Regions from separate parts of the Homo sapiens genome. Here region 1 is linked to region 2. A link is a contact called in ENCODE Hi-C or POLR2A ChIA-PET data. All regions are on one chromosome and are shown on one strand. The core of a region is the stretch at or near the end of the contact, and the rest is flanking DNA. Distances in the headings are between cores, read along the strand shown. Region 1 overlaps LOC107986256 (a long non-coding RNA gene). Region 2 holds the start of MSX1 (msh homeobox 1).

Region 1 (6,258 bases), core at 2,570-5,069, 180 kb after region 2:
TTGTGCCTTCCATCTGTCACTTTCCTGCTGGCCGCTGGGCCTCCGGACACACAGTTCCCCTGCCTGCAGCACTCCAAAAATATTCTATGCGCTCCCCTCCCTACAAATATTTGATGAAGGAATAGCAGAAAGAACACATTCTTTCCATGGTTTATATAAGCACCACACTCCTGCCAGGGCTATCTGTCTCAGCTTTTTCCTTTTCACGATGAATCGTACCACAGTTTGTGCCTGATGCTCTGCAGAAATTGATCTTAACACTTAAAAACAACTTTGCCTGTTGGGTACATGTCAGATGTTTTACAGAGTAATCTTCACATTTTCCTGCTTGAGCGATATATTCAGACATCCCCACACTCATTCAGCTGATGGGAATGTTGGTCTCAGCCCTTGAACAAATCAATCAGGTAGGCTGGAGGGGCATCCTGGATTCTTCTCCAGGCTCCATCGTCAGACACTGGTTCAAAATGAATGTTCATGGCAGCCTGGTCATAGAAGTCCTGGGGTAATGTCAGTAGCACTTGATTTACTGGGCTTTTCCCTGCTGGGATCTGCTCCCGGCCACTCCACTGGCCATCAACGACTTCCTTTGAATGGTGCTAACAATGCATTTTCACGGTTAGATGTAGATTTTGTTCTGGAGTCCCAGAAGTACCTCCCTGATGTCTGGAAACCTGTGCCCCATGGATTGGCTCCAATGGGGAGGTATTTTAGAGGAATGTGGAGCCCTGCAGGCCTTGGCTCGCTATGCTTGGTCCAGCCACTTACCAGCAACAGAACTTCAGAACCACGTTGCTTCATAGCATCATGAAGTTTTTAAGCACCACACACCTTTTCCTTTTCATTTTATCCCCAGCACCTGGCAGTGCCTGTTTCATAGTCTGCATGTACATTCATTGAAGACATGAATCTGTGAATCAACTTCTTAGCCTTATTCTCACATATTATAATGGAAAAATAATCTTTCTAGCTTGAGTAAATGATTAAGAAGATGTTTGCAACATGCTTAATTATAGAGCTCGACACATAGTAATTGCTCAGTGAGTGGGTAATGGGCTGGCATATCACACAGCAGGAGAGGCAGGAGGGATGAAAGGGGGACGATATGCTCGACTATGCCTGGCTCCTGAATATTTTGGGTGAAGACCCCCACCCACACATGTGCCTGCACCTAACCATAGGCTGCCCAAAGTGCTGCCCTGGCAGGTGAGGCACTCTGCTCTTTGTCAGAGTCAGGGATTAGGATGGAGTCGCTTCCAGATGAGGAGACGGTGGAGACTGACATTGGAGGCTGGGCGATGGACTTCCCAGCAGAGATGTGCATGCATACTCAACGAGCTGAAGGATCTTTTTAAACATTTGTATTCAAAGTCTGTACAATTAGAATGTATTTTCATCAGAAATGCAAATTAAAGGATCTGTAAATTTTTTTTTTTTTTTTTTGAGGGACGAAGTCTCGCTGTCACCCAGGCTGGAGTGCAGTGGCGCGATCTTGGCTCACTGCAACCTCTGCCTCCCGGGTTCAAGTGATTCTCCTGCCTCAGCCTCTTGAGTAGCTGGGATTACAGGCGCCCGCCACCACACCCGGCTAATTTTTGTATTTTTAGTAGAAACAGAGTTTCGCCATGTTGTTCAGGCTGGTTTTGAACTCCTGGCCTCAGGTGATCCACCGGCCTCGGCCTCCCAAAGTGCTGGGATTACAGGCGTGAGCCATCGTGCCTGGCTAAAAAAAAAACTTTAATGCTTTTTTATCTATGCTTTCAAAAAGTGTAACTTCCTTACCTTTAACAAATACCACTCCTGCCTAGCTCAAAGTTTGTGTAAAGAGAGAATAATACTATAGATGTGAAACCAATCTGAAAGCTGCTGGGTGCAGTGTGCACGGGGACTATGCTTGTTTTGTCCCCCACTGAGTACCCAGCACTGAGCATAGCCCTGACATGTAGTAGGTGCTCCGTGAATACTGGCTGGAAAAAATGCTTCAGTCATCACATTTGCACTGGAAATCATCATCCTCGACACAGCAGGCCCCTTTTGGTTCTGATTATGCAAATTGGGTCCAGGTGTCTCTCTGAAGTCAGAAAATAAACTCCACATTGCAGGCCAGAGTAGAAAATGCTGCCGTTTCTTGCTGAGTCATCAAGGAGGCCTGAGAAGTTAAGATTAGGTTCTGCCAGCAACAGTTCACATGTAGCTAGAAGGAACTAAAGCTTGTGTCACTGGTATATTGAGGCAAAAGCGTCCAAAATTCCACTTGAAACACTGTTTTATAATTACATATTAAATACCAAGGCAAGGGTGGATTTTTTTTTTTTTTTTTTTTTTTTTCGAGATGGAGTCTTGCTCTGTCATCCAGGCTGGAGTGCCGTGGCGTGATCTTGGCTCACTGCAACCTCCGCCTCCTGGGTTCAAGCAATTCTCCTGCCTCAGCCTCCCAAGTAGCTGAGATTACAGGCGCCCACCACCACACCCGGCTAATTTTTGTATTTTTAGTAGAGACGGGGTTTCACCATGTTGGCCAGGCTGGTCTTGAACTCCTGACCTCGTGATCTGCCCACCTCGGCCTCCCAAAGTGCTGGGATTATAGGCATGAGACACTGTGCCCGGCCAAGGGTGGAATTTAAAATTGCACACAACAGCTCTCTGGCAAGAGTGTGGATGCATCCTGTGGAAATTGGCATTTTTGAGGGTCTGGAGCAGGGTGTCTGAGCTATTGACCCTATTGACACTTTGGGAGGGATATTTATTTGTTGTGGGTGGCTGTCTAGTGCACTGTAGGATGCTGAGCAGCACCCCTGGTTTCTATCCACTAGGGCCAGTAGCACCACTTCACGCCATCCTAGTCACGACAATCAAAAATGTCCCCAGACATTGCCAAATGTTTCCTGGGTGGGGGATCACCCCTGTTGAGAAGTACTGGGCAACAGCAATATTTCTCATGCTAACAAATCAGCACCCATTCATTTTTATTAAGCCCCTGGTAGGCGGCAAACACTCTATTGGGTACTTTGATTCAAAGCTCACAGATAGGAAAAATGGTCCCCACTTTACAAATGAAGAAACTGAAAGAAAGTAACTTGTTCAAGTTGAGTGATTGAATAAATTAATGAATGTCTGACAGCTAGTGTGGTCTTGGTCACAACCAGCTCTTCTGGTTCCCTAGCTGGAACCCTGAGCCCTCCAGAACTGATTCACTGCTAATAAATATCAATTACTCTACAGATAAAGGAAGTGGATTTGGACTGAGGGTGCCTGGAGGACTCTGAGAAAGGGCTCTGACAAATGAACTTCCCCAAAGCAAACCCTCTTTCCCGTCTGTGTTAAAGTTGGTGAAGATAAAGATGGTTTTCTAGATAGTGGCTCTGGGGACACACTGAAGACTCAAAGATTAAAATGTCACCATGTTTCAGCCTGTTTCAGCTTCTACTCAGCTATGACACTGCTTTTATTTACCACTGCACTGTTTTCTTCATTGGGCTGTGAGGGTGGGCATGGGGACCTGTTATTCATTTCTGTTCCTGCTGGTGCCTGGCATGTAATGGGCACATGTTTTTTGGGTGAATGAATGGATAACTGAAGGGACGGAAGGGGGAGGGAGTGTGTGTTACCTCTCTTTGCTCCCTCTAAGACCTCCCCACCCGTCCATCCTTGCTTTGCCAGACCCTTGGCTAAGAAAATGCCAGCCAACACTGTGTTCTCAAGTGACTCTCAGTTCTTAGAAACAAAATGATGGAATTTCAGTATTGGAAAAATGCTTAGACATGACCTCATCCCTACCCAAGCTGGTTCATGAATCATCCCCATAAAATTCCTGGCATGCCAATTAAAACCATTCAGCTGTTCATTCATTCTTTCATTTTGCTGAACATTTGTTAGGTACCTATATCGTTCTGGAGGCAAGGAAGGATGACGATGACAATGATGACCTTGGCCTCAACGAGTCTGCATTTGTTTAGATATGGATTAAGCTGATGAACCAAAGGAATCCCCAAATTCAAAACATAGTCATGCATTGCTTAATGACGGGGATACATTCTGAGAAACGTGTGTTGGGCAATTTCAGCATTGTGCAAACATTGCTGCACAAATCATAGAGAATACTTACACAGCCCTAGGTGGTGAAGCCTACTATATGCCTAGGCTGCATGGTCTAGCCTACTGCTACTAGGCTACAAACCTGTGCAGCATGCTACTGTACTGAACACCATAGGCAACTGTAACACAATGCATTTGTTAACACAAAGTATTCGTGTATCTAAATCTATCTAAATACAGAAAAGGGACTATAAAAATAAGGTATAAAATAAACAATAATAAACTTGGATAGGGTACTTACAATGAATGGAGCTTGCAGGACTGGAGAGTTGCTCTGGATGAGTGAGTAGCTGGTGAGTGAATGGGAAGGCCTAGGACATGACTGTATTATACTTTAGATTTCAGAAACTCTGTACACTTTGGCTACACTCAATTTATAAAAACATATTTTATTTCTTTAATAATAAATTAGCCTTAACTTACTATAACTTTTTTTACTTTATGAACTTTTTAATATTTTTAAACTTTTTGACTCTTTTGTAATAACATAGCATAAAACACAAACATACTGTACAGCTATACAAAATTTCTTTCTTTTTTTTTTTTTTTTTTTGAGATGGGATCTTACTCTTTTGCCCAGGTTGGAGTGCAGTGGCATGATCATAGCCCACAGCAGTCTCCAACTCCTGGGCTCAAGTAATCTTCCCACTTCAGCCTTCTGAATAGCTGGGATGGCAGGCATATGCCATCATGCCCAGATATATATATATTTTTTGTATTTTTGGTAGAGATGGGGTCTTGCTATGTCGCTCAGGCTGGTCTTAAACTCCCAGACTCAAGTGATCCTTCTGTGTACCTCAGCCTTCCAAAGTGTTGGGATTACAGGCACGAGGCACCACACTTGGCCACTTTCTGTCTTTATAACCTGAATCTATAAGCGTTTTTCTACTTAAAAATTTCTTTAGAACTTTGTGTTAAAAACTAAGACACAAATACGCACATTAGCCTAGGTCTCACAGGGTCGGGATCATCAATTTCTGCTTCCACATCTTGCTCACTGGACAGTCTTAGGGGCAGTGACATGCATGGAGCTGTCATCTCCTAGGATAACAATGCCTTCTTCTAGAATCCCTCCTGGGGGACCTGCCTGAGGCTGCTTCATAACTAACTTTTTTCTGCATAAATAGGAGGCACACATTTTAAAATAATGATAAAAGTATAGTAAGTACATAAACTTTTAACATAGTCATTTATTATCATTATCAGGTGTTATGTACTGTATGTAATTCTATGTGCTAAATTCTATGATTGACAGTGCAAGGAGGTGTGTTTACACCAGTACCACTGCAAACACGTGAGGAATGCATTGTGCTACGAAGTCATGATGGCTGCCATGTCACCAGGAAATAGGAATGTTGAGCTCTGTGATAATCTTATTGTACATGTGGTCCATTGCTGCCCAAAATGTCATGATGCTGCACACGACTGTTAAGTGGTATCACCAAGACAGTGTCTATCCTCTCTTAACAGTCCAGAGGCAGTAGGCGGTCCAGGTCAGGTAGGCCATTCTGCTACATGAGGACGTCCCACACCACGGCTACTTCCTTGTGGTTGCTCTGCTACTCCCTGGAGTGCCGTCCTCCCCAGCAGGTCTTCAGGTGGTCATCACAGCCTGCAGGAGTGGTAGGAGATGCGGTCGGTGCATGTGTCATTTCTCACATCCTGTTGGCTGGAACTTAATTCCATGGCCACTCCCACCTGCAAAGGCAATTGGAACACCTAGTCCCTAGCCCAGTGGCCATGTGCTCAGCTAACACTGGAGGTGTATGTTCTATTTGTAAAAAGAAAGAAGGGGTAAGTGGATACCATGAACAAGTAGGTGTCTCTGCCACACTGCCCAACTCCTTCATTTTTTTCAGTTTACAGATGGGGAAAATGAGGCCTATAGAAGGGAAGTGACTTCTCTCAGTGCACATGATGAGGCAGTGGCAGTAGAATTTTTTTTTTTTTTTTTTTTTTTTGAGACGAAGTCTCGCTGTGTCGCCAGGCTGGAGAGCAGTGGCACGATCTTGGCTCACTGCAACCTCCGCCTCCTGGGTTCAAGCAATTCTCCTACCTCAGCTTCCCGAGTAGCTGGGATTACAGATGAGTGCCACCATGCCCAGCTAATTTTTGTATTTTTAGTAGAGACAGGGTTTCACCATGTTGGCCAAGATGGTCTCA
Region 2 (6,793 bases), core at 3,968-6,467:
GCCACTACTAACTAGCTGTGTGACCCTGAGCAAGACACTTAACCTCTCTGATTCTGTTCTTTCATCTGAGGGGGAGCGGGGGGAAATCTGACAATAATACCTACCTCCCAGAGTACAGAGTAGAGAGGATTATAAAGAGATAAAGTTTGTGAAACCTCTGACAAGGGGCCTGACACCCAACTCAATACAAGTCAGTTATCTTCCTCGCATTCCCTCCCACCCCCTGCCGGAACTGAGATGGGGCCCACGGCGGGCTGCGCAGGGCAGAGCTGGAGGGGAGAAGGGCCAGCCTTCCTCCGCCGGGGTGGGCAGAGCCAGAATGGAAGACGTTTGGTCGACCCTGGAGCCTCGGGGTCTGCCTGACATCTCCGGGCTTAAATAACCGTGCGCCTTTGTTATTCGTCAGCAGCAAAGTGGTTCGTTACGCCTGATTGGTCTAATTGCTTTGAAATGGGATATATTATCTATAATTATAGAGCTCTAGGAGAGCCGGCCGGCCTCTCCTTTCATCTTCCCAAGTGCACCCTCACGTCGCGATCACATTAATTTGGGCCATTTGAAAGCGAGGGGGGAGGCTGGGGCTCTCTTCTCCTGCTGATCCTGGTCCTGCTCACCCCCTTCCAAATTTAAAGACACAAGGAAGCCCGGGCCTGGGACGGTAGGGAGAGCAGACAGTGGGGGAAGGGGGGGGGGGTGGGGGCAGAAGCCGGGAGTGGGGCTTGTCAATTTCGCCTTGGCGCCGGGTGAAATCCACTCCACGCGGACTGTACCACCGCACAAGTTGCACCCACTTTGAGGAGGATTTAGCAAGAAGGAGGAAACATTTTCACAAAGAGTTTGTATTTTGACTTCGCTGTTAAAAGGAGGTACCAAAACTCCTGAAAAGCGCAAGTTCTGCCTAGGTCTCCGGAAAGCAGAACGCTGTTTTTCTCCAGGTCTGTGTCGTGGATCTTCAACCAGTAGCTGAAGACTCCCTGGAGTTCTCAGGGCTCGGAGTTTTTCTCTGGAACGCTGTGAAGTCCTCCCGAAGTTAGTGACTCCCAGTTTGCTGAACCTGACTCCCAGCCCCTCACTTCTAGGCGACAGAGGCCAAAAGAGTGGAGATGGCTGGGTCGGGAGGCCCCCTTCGCAGATTGGGAGACCCCGTGACAGTGCTTTCTGTCTGCCCGTCAACCCCCACCCCCTCCCCGGGACAAAATACCTCCTCTCTCTCCCCCTCCGTCGCCCTCCTGGCGATTGGTGAATTCCCACCAAAATAAATCGTTCCGGGTAATCGGTTTTCATAGCACATTCATTCTATTAAAGAGGACTGTTTGGGGCTCGCTAATTGCCGGGGGATCCCACTGAGCTGCACATTTTTAAAAAATGCACGCGGGATTCCTGGGCCGAGGTCACAAAATGCAGTGGAAAGAGAGGGAGGGAGCATAAACAAAAACCCGACGGAGGCGACAACAAATGCCGAAGTGAGAAGTCAGCCTCCAGGCTCTTCCAACCGGTGCAGCAATACCCAGATAGGGATAACCGTCTTTAGGACGGGGTCCTTCTAAAAATTAATCTTTGCACGGGAGTGGTGTATACTTAGCAACACCACCATCCCTGCCTCCATCCCCCCAACCCCCGCAAAATTTTGGGGGAAAAAAAAAACCAGCTAAACCCACCACCAGTTTAGTTGCCCAGAAAGTAGACGAAGGATAATCCATCTTCAGGATCCGAAATGCAGAGGCCCTCTACTTGGGGGCGGGGAGTGCTTTAGGATGCCTGAAAATGAGGGGAGATGGAGCGAGAGGGGAGGGGAGAGAAGTCTAGAGGATGGAAGCGGAGCGCCAGTCCCCGAGCTTTATCTGCTGGGGCCAGCCCTGCCCTTGCCAGGCATGAATTACTGCCCGGCTTTCTCGGCTGCAGCGGCAGCGCAGAGAAATGCCGGGGGTACAAACGCCTCGAGGTTAGAGCTGGCGGCGAGATAACAGGCTCAGCCCCAGGGCCTGCCTGCTCGCTGAACCCCTGGGCCGGGAAATCGGTAAAGTCCTAGACAAAAAATAACTCAGAGAAGTCTCCCTCTCACTGCCCCTGTAACTCGTGGCTTTCCTCCCGCGGGAACAAACAACGCCCTGGGAAACAGGCAGACATTTTATTTCTTTTATCTGACTCCTTTCTCTTGAGACTGCCGGCACCTTTCTTTCTCTCGCAATCCAGGGGCAGAGCAATGGGAAAGCCCCGCGCTTTTCTGACACGGAATTGAGTCTGAACCCCCTTCTCTGCCGATGCACTCTTCTCGCCTAGCAACGTTTACACGCGGTTAACCTGCCGCGCGGGGCGACAGCAGACACGAACCCAGGCCGAACCTATAAAGAAGACACCGTGGCGTTCAGACCCGGCTCGGGAAGCCGAGGGGCTGGCTGCGGGGCCGGTGCTGCGGGGCCAGGCGATTTGCTCCCCGGAGGCAGGGGCGCGACTTCAAGGGCCCGTGCGCCGGGTGCAGCCTTTGATCCGGCCGCCGCTGGCGCCTTAAAACAACATCCTAGTCTGCCTATTAGGCGCGCTGAGGAATCGTGACACATTGTTTATCCCCGCAATTAGCGATGCGGCCCTTTTCAGGCCGCCCGCCCCCGGGCCCCCCGCCCCCCCCCCCCCCCCCGCGGCGGAGTCCAGGCCTTGCTGCGCTCCTCAACTGCGACCGCCGCAAGTTCCACACTAGCCCCCGCTGCACCATGCGGCTTCGCTCTCTGAGTTCAAGCCCCCGCTCAGCCCTAAAGCAGGGGTTCTTAACTGGAGGACTCCACTTGGGACCAGAGCCCCCGAAGTTGTCTGCCCCGTTGCTTGTAATGTGTTTTTGTAGGTGTGCATTTTTCTAGGGAAGAAGTTCTTGGCTGTATCAGATTCTTAAAGAGACCTGGGAGCAAAACATTTGCAGAAGGAGGGCGAGGGCGGAACTAAGCAAAGACTCGAAAAGGCACACTGCTCGCTTTTTAAATGGCCCCAAAAGCAGATAGGCCTCTGTTTCCTCTCCCCCTTTAACCTGGCCACAAAGGGAGATTCTGGCTGGGTGCGGAGGGGGTTGTTCTGACGAGAGTTTGATTAGAACGGGAGCAATAGAAGTTCGCCGTCCTGGAATCGCTTGAACCTGGGAGGCGGAGGTTGGAGTGAACTGAGATCGCGCCATTGCACTCCAGCCTGGGCGACAAGAGCAAAACTCCGTCTCAAAGAAGAGGAAGAGGAAGAAGAAGGAGGAGGAGGAGGAGGAGATGAGGAGGAGAGGAGGAAGAGGAGGATGAGGAGGAGGAGAAAAGAGGAAGAAAAAGAGGAAGAGGAAGAAGAAGAAGAAGAGGAAGAAGAGGAAGATGCTGTTGTTCGCTGTCCTGGCTGGGCTACCAGCAAGGTATTTGCCCTACAGCCTTGCTCAGCCTCAGCGAGCTGAGCTTCAAAATTGGGTCTTAAGGTCTTCTATCCTTGTACCCTCTCGGGCAAACCTCCGGAGGCCCCGGTGCACCGCGCGTCCAGCCGGCCCAACTCGAGCTAGAAGCCCCAACCACTGCCCAGTGCCTGAGTTGCAGTCTTGGGTCCTTTAGAAACCTGGAGATGTGCGTAAAATTCAGATGCCGGTATTCCCGAACTTCCCCAGGCCTCAGCATATCTCGGCGGCCTGTGGACAGATGGGAGGCTACCAATCGCTCCGGCGTCCGCAGCCCGACCCCTGCCGCCAGACCCCGGACGTCTTCCGGATAATAAAGTTCCCGCTCTAATTCATTTTCCCTAATCTGGACGCCCCTAATCTACAGCTTTTATTGCGCCCAGTTAAAAGTCGAGGGAATTCGCTGTCCCTCCGCGCTCGGATAATTACCCCTAAATGGCCACGGCAGCCCCTTGTGTTTCCTGGAGATTAGAACCCCGCAGTCATCAATGGCAGGGCCGAGTGAGCCGCCAATCACCTCCGCTCACTCCCTGAGAGCCGCTGGCCTGGGCCGCAGGAGGAGAGGCCATAAAGCGACAGGCGCAGAAAATGGCCAAGCCCCGACCCCGCTTCAGGCAGATCTTGCATCTCCCCTGACCCCAACTCATTTTTTCTGTCTTTATTATTATTATTATTATTAACAGCAAACATTAAATCACGTTTTCTCCGAAATTGGCAAAAGAAGAGTTCTCAAGTCCCACACTAGAGTCCACCTCCAGGAACTTTCCTCTTTTCCCAGCCCCCTCCCCCAAATGTGCCTCTCCCCTCCAGGATCAGCGGCCCAGAGATAGGGACATGTCATTGTTTCCGAGGACGCGTTGTTTGAGGTCACCTTAAGGCCAGATCGGTGTTTCATTGACGATTCTGTTGGTTTTATTTCAGTAAGTTCTATATCAAAAGGATCTGGCAGCTCCTTTCCCCGCCCGGGCGCTATAGGTGTTGTGACCCTTGGGACAGAAGTTCAGAGCGAGGGTGGGGGGGGGGGAATACACATCGTGTATGAAAACCGACTGCAGATTCTAGATAATCTTACGTATTCTCACATCCTTGGCACTACAGGAAGCTAGCTTCTTCCCGCAAGGTTTACTCCAGCTCTAAGTTAGAGACAAAGGCCCACTTTTACCTCGAGGTAAAGTTTACAAGATTTCAGAACAGGAAGAAAATGAAGGTTTGGTTTTGTTTCGTTTCTTGAAAAGAAGTTAATAGTATGTCTTTCTCCTAGGATAAATAGCCATGCGTATTTTAAAAACTATATATAAAAGGAATGTGTAAGAAATAACCTCAACTCAAATTATTGTGGTAGAAGAAGAGGGGGGGTCAGACAGTGGAGGGGGGCACAGGGAAACCCAGCCACAGACTAAAGAGAAAGGTAAAAGAAGCAGTAGAGGAGAGAAACAAGGACGGGGAAAAAAAGAGGAGCGGAAAAGAGGGCTGAGGAGGGGAGGGGAGGGGAGGAGAGGAGGGCAGAAGAGAAGGAACGAGAACAAGGGAAAATCCCCCGGGAACACAGAAAGATAGAGACCCAGGGGACTCCCGCAGAGAGGGCCTCTTGGGCTTCAGCGCAGAGGAAAGTTTCCCGGGCACCCCCTCTCCTCCCCTGCCCTCCGCCGCCTGGGCCCTGCCCTGCGTGCCCCCAGGCCCAGCGCGCCTCCGGGCGAGTCCCCAGGAGCGCGGCCCAATGGATCGCTCCGGGCCCGCCCCCTCGCGCGCTGATTGGCCGCCGCCCCGCTGGCCTCGCCTTATTAGCAAGTTCTCTGGGGAGCCGCGGTAGGGCCCGGAGCCGGCGAGTGCTCCCGGGAACTCTGCCTGCGCGGCGGCAGCGACCGGAGGCCAGGCCCAGCACGCCGGAGCTGGCCTGCTGGGGAGGGGCGGGAGGCGCGCGCGGGAGGGTCCGCCCGGCCAGGGCCCCGGGCGCTCGCAGAGGCCGGCCGCGCTCCCAGCCCGCCCGGAGCCCATGCCCGGCGGCTGGCCAGTGCTGCGGCAGAAGGGGGGGCCCGGCTCTGCATGGCCCCGGCTGCTGACATGACTTCTTTGCCACTCGGTGTCAAAGTGGAGGACTCCGCCTTCGGCAAGCCGGCGGGGGGAGGCGCGGGCCAGGCCCCCAGCGCCGCCGCGGCCACGGCAGCCGCCATGGGCGCGGACGAGGAGGGGGCCAAGCCCAAAGTGTCCCCTTCGCTCCTGCCCTTCAGCGTGGAGGCGCTCATGGCCGACCACAGGAAGCCGGGGGCCAAGGAGAGCGCCCTGGCGCCCTCCGAGGGCGTGCAGGCGGCGGGTGGCTCGGCGCAGCCACTGGGCGTCCCGCCGGGGTCGCTGGGAGCCCCGGACGCGCCCTCTTCGCCGCGGCCGCTCGGCCATTTCTCGGTGGGGGGACTCCTCAAGCTGCCAGAAGATGCGCTCGTCAAAGCCGAGAGCCCCGAGAAGCCCGAGAGGACCCCGTGGATGCAGAGCCCCCGCTTCTCCCCGCCGCCGGCCAGTGAGTAGCCAGAACCCAGGCGCAGAGGGAGGGGGCCGGGTGGGGGCCGGGTGGGGTGTGGGACCCGAGGGCTCCTGGTGGCCTCCGGCGCCTGCGTACCTGCAGCCGGTGCTAGGGAGCCGTGGGCTGCAAGGCCGGGTCTTGCGCCTCCCTCCACTCCCACCCAGGAAGAAGGTTCCAGACCTCCTCGCCTTGGCCCAGAGACGCTGCGGGTGGGAGTTAACGGATAGGACACCGATGTCTGGGCACCCTGTCCTCCTGCCCCCACCAAACGACCTCAGGGGTCCATGATCCCTCATCTGATCCCAAACTCTGTTTCATCGGCTTCACCCCAGCGGATGAATGTGTGTGGTGCGGTATCTTCCCTGCACCCGGAGTTTCACTTTCTCGCAGTAGGAGCTGGTGTCCCCCAGCCCCTCTTCCCTTTCAAGTACCTCTTTGCCTAGAGGTTCCGAAGCTCCTACAGAATTCTACCTCCCCATGCCCTTTGAGTTTGAGGCAGATAGTTGGTGCTTTGGGCGGATGGATGATTCAGGGGTGGGGACATTCAGGTTCCAGTGGAGGGGGCGGGGCACCAAGTCAATTAGGGGAAGGCGCCCCCGCTAATCCTATGGGAAGCTCCCAAACGTCTAGGACTGAGCCATTAAAGTGGACTCCAGGTGCCCAAGGCGGTTCGCTCCAAGGCCTCACGGCCCCCTGGCTGCTCTACTCAGAGAACACGCTCGGAGATATTTCAGGAGCACGGGAAATTCCCAAGTTTTCCTCGTTTCCTCCGATTATTTTGCTCGGCATAATAGCAGCCAGATTTCAATGGCGTGATGCTGAGGAATGATTTTTATCTGGGGATTAAACGTCTTTGAAAGGCCAGTCCC

What was found. A loop is a pair of places that touch in the nucleus more often than their neighbours do. ChIA-PET counts read pairs that join two places held with the same protein, here RNA polymerase II (POLR2A). Pooled maps may share reads with other maps.
Region 1: a loop to region 2 is called in a map of endothelial cell of umbilical vein, with 10 times the contacts of the local background. The contact joins the enhancer-like site here to the promoter of MSX1 in region 2. A Hi-C loop is called at or near these places in 1 of 168 maps with a recorded cell type or tissue (endothelial cell of umbilical vein) and 1 of 50 pooled maps. POLR2A ChIA-PET finds 5 or more read pairs at or near these places in 2 of 52 experiments (A549 and activated naive CD8-positive, alpha-beta T cell).

The regions. Positions count from the first base shown.
Region 1 is chr4:5,034,357-5,040,614 of GRCh38, forward strand. It overlaps LOC107986256 (a long non-coding RNA gene), which reads right to left. Exons shown (of 3, transcript XR_007058005.1): 3 at 5,266-5,707. It also overlaps a transcript of STK32B not described here. Among named protein-coding and RNA genes, the nearest start is that of STK32B, 14 kb to the right of the region's middle. Within about 2 kb of position 3,820, at least 5 of the 41 ENCODE cell types and tissues checked have a DNase peak (open chromatin) inside an H3K27ac peak, as active enhancers do; they include endothelial cell of umbilical vein, where a contact is called at or near this core.
Region 2 is chr4:4,854,448-4,861,240 of GRCh38, forward strand. It overlaps MSX1 (msh homeobox 1), which reads left to right and starts at 5,218. Exons shown (of 2, transcript NM_002448.3): 1 at 5,218-5,921. The coding sequence starts at 5,453. RefSeq lists silencers at 5,040-5,099, 5,120-5,359, 5,370-5,809.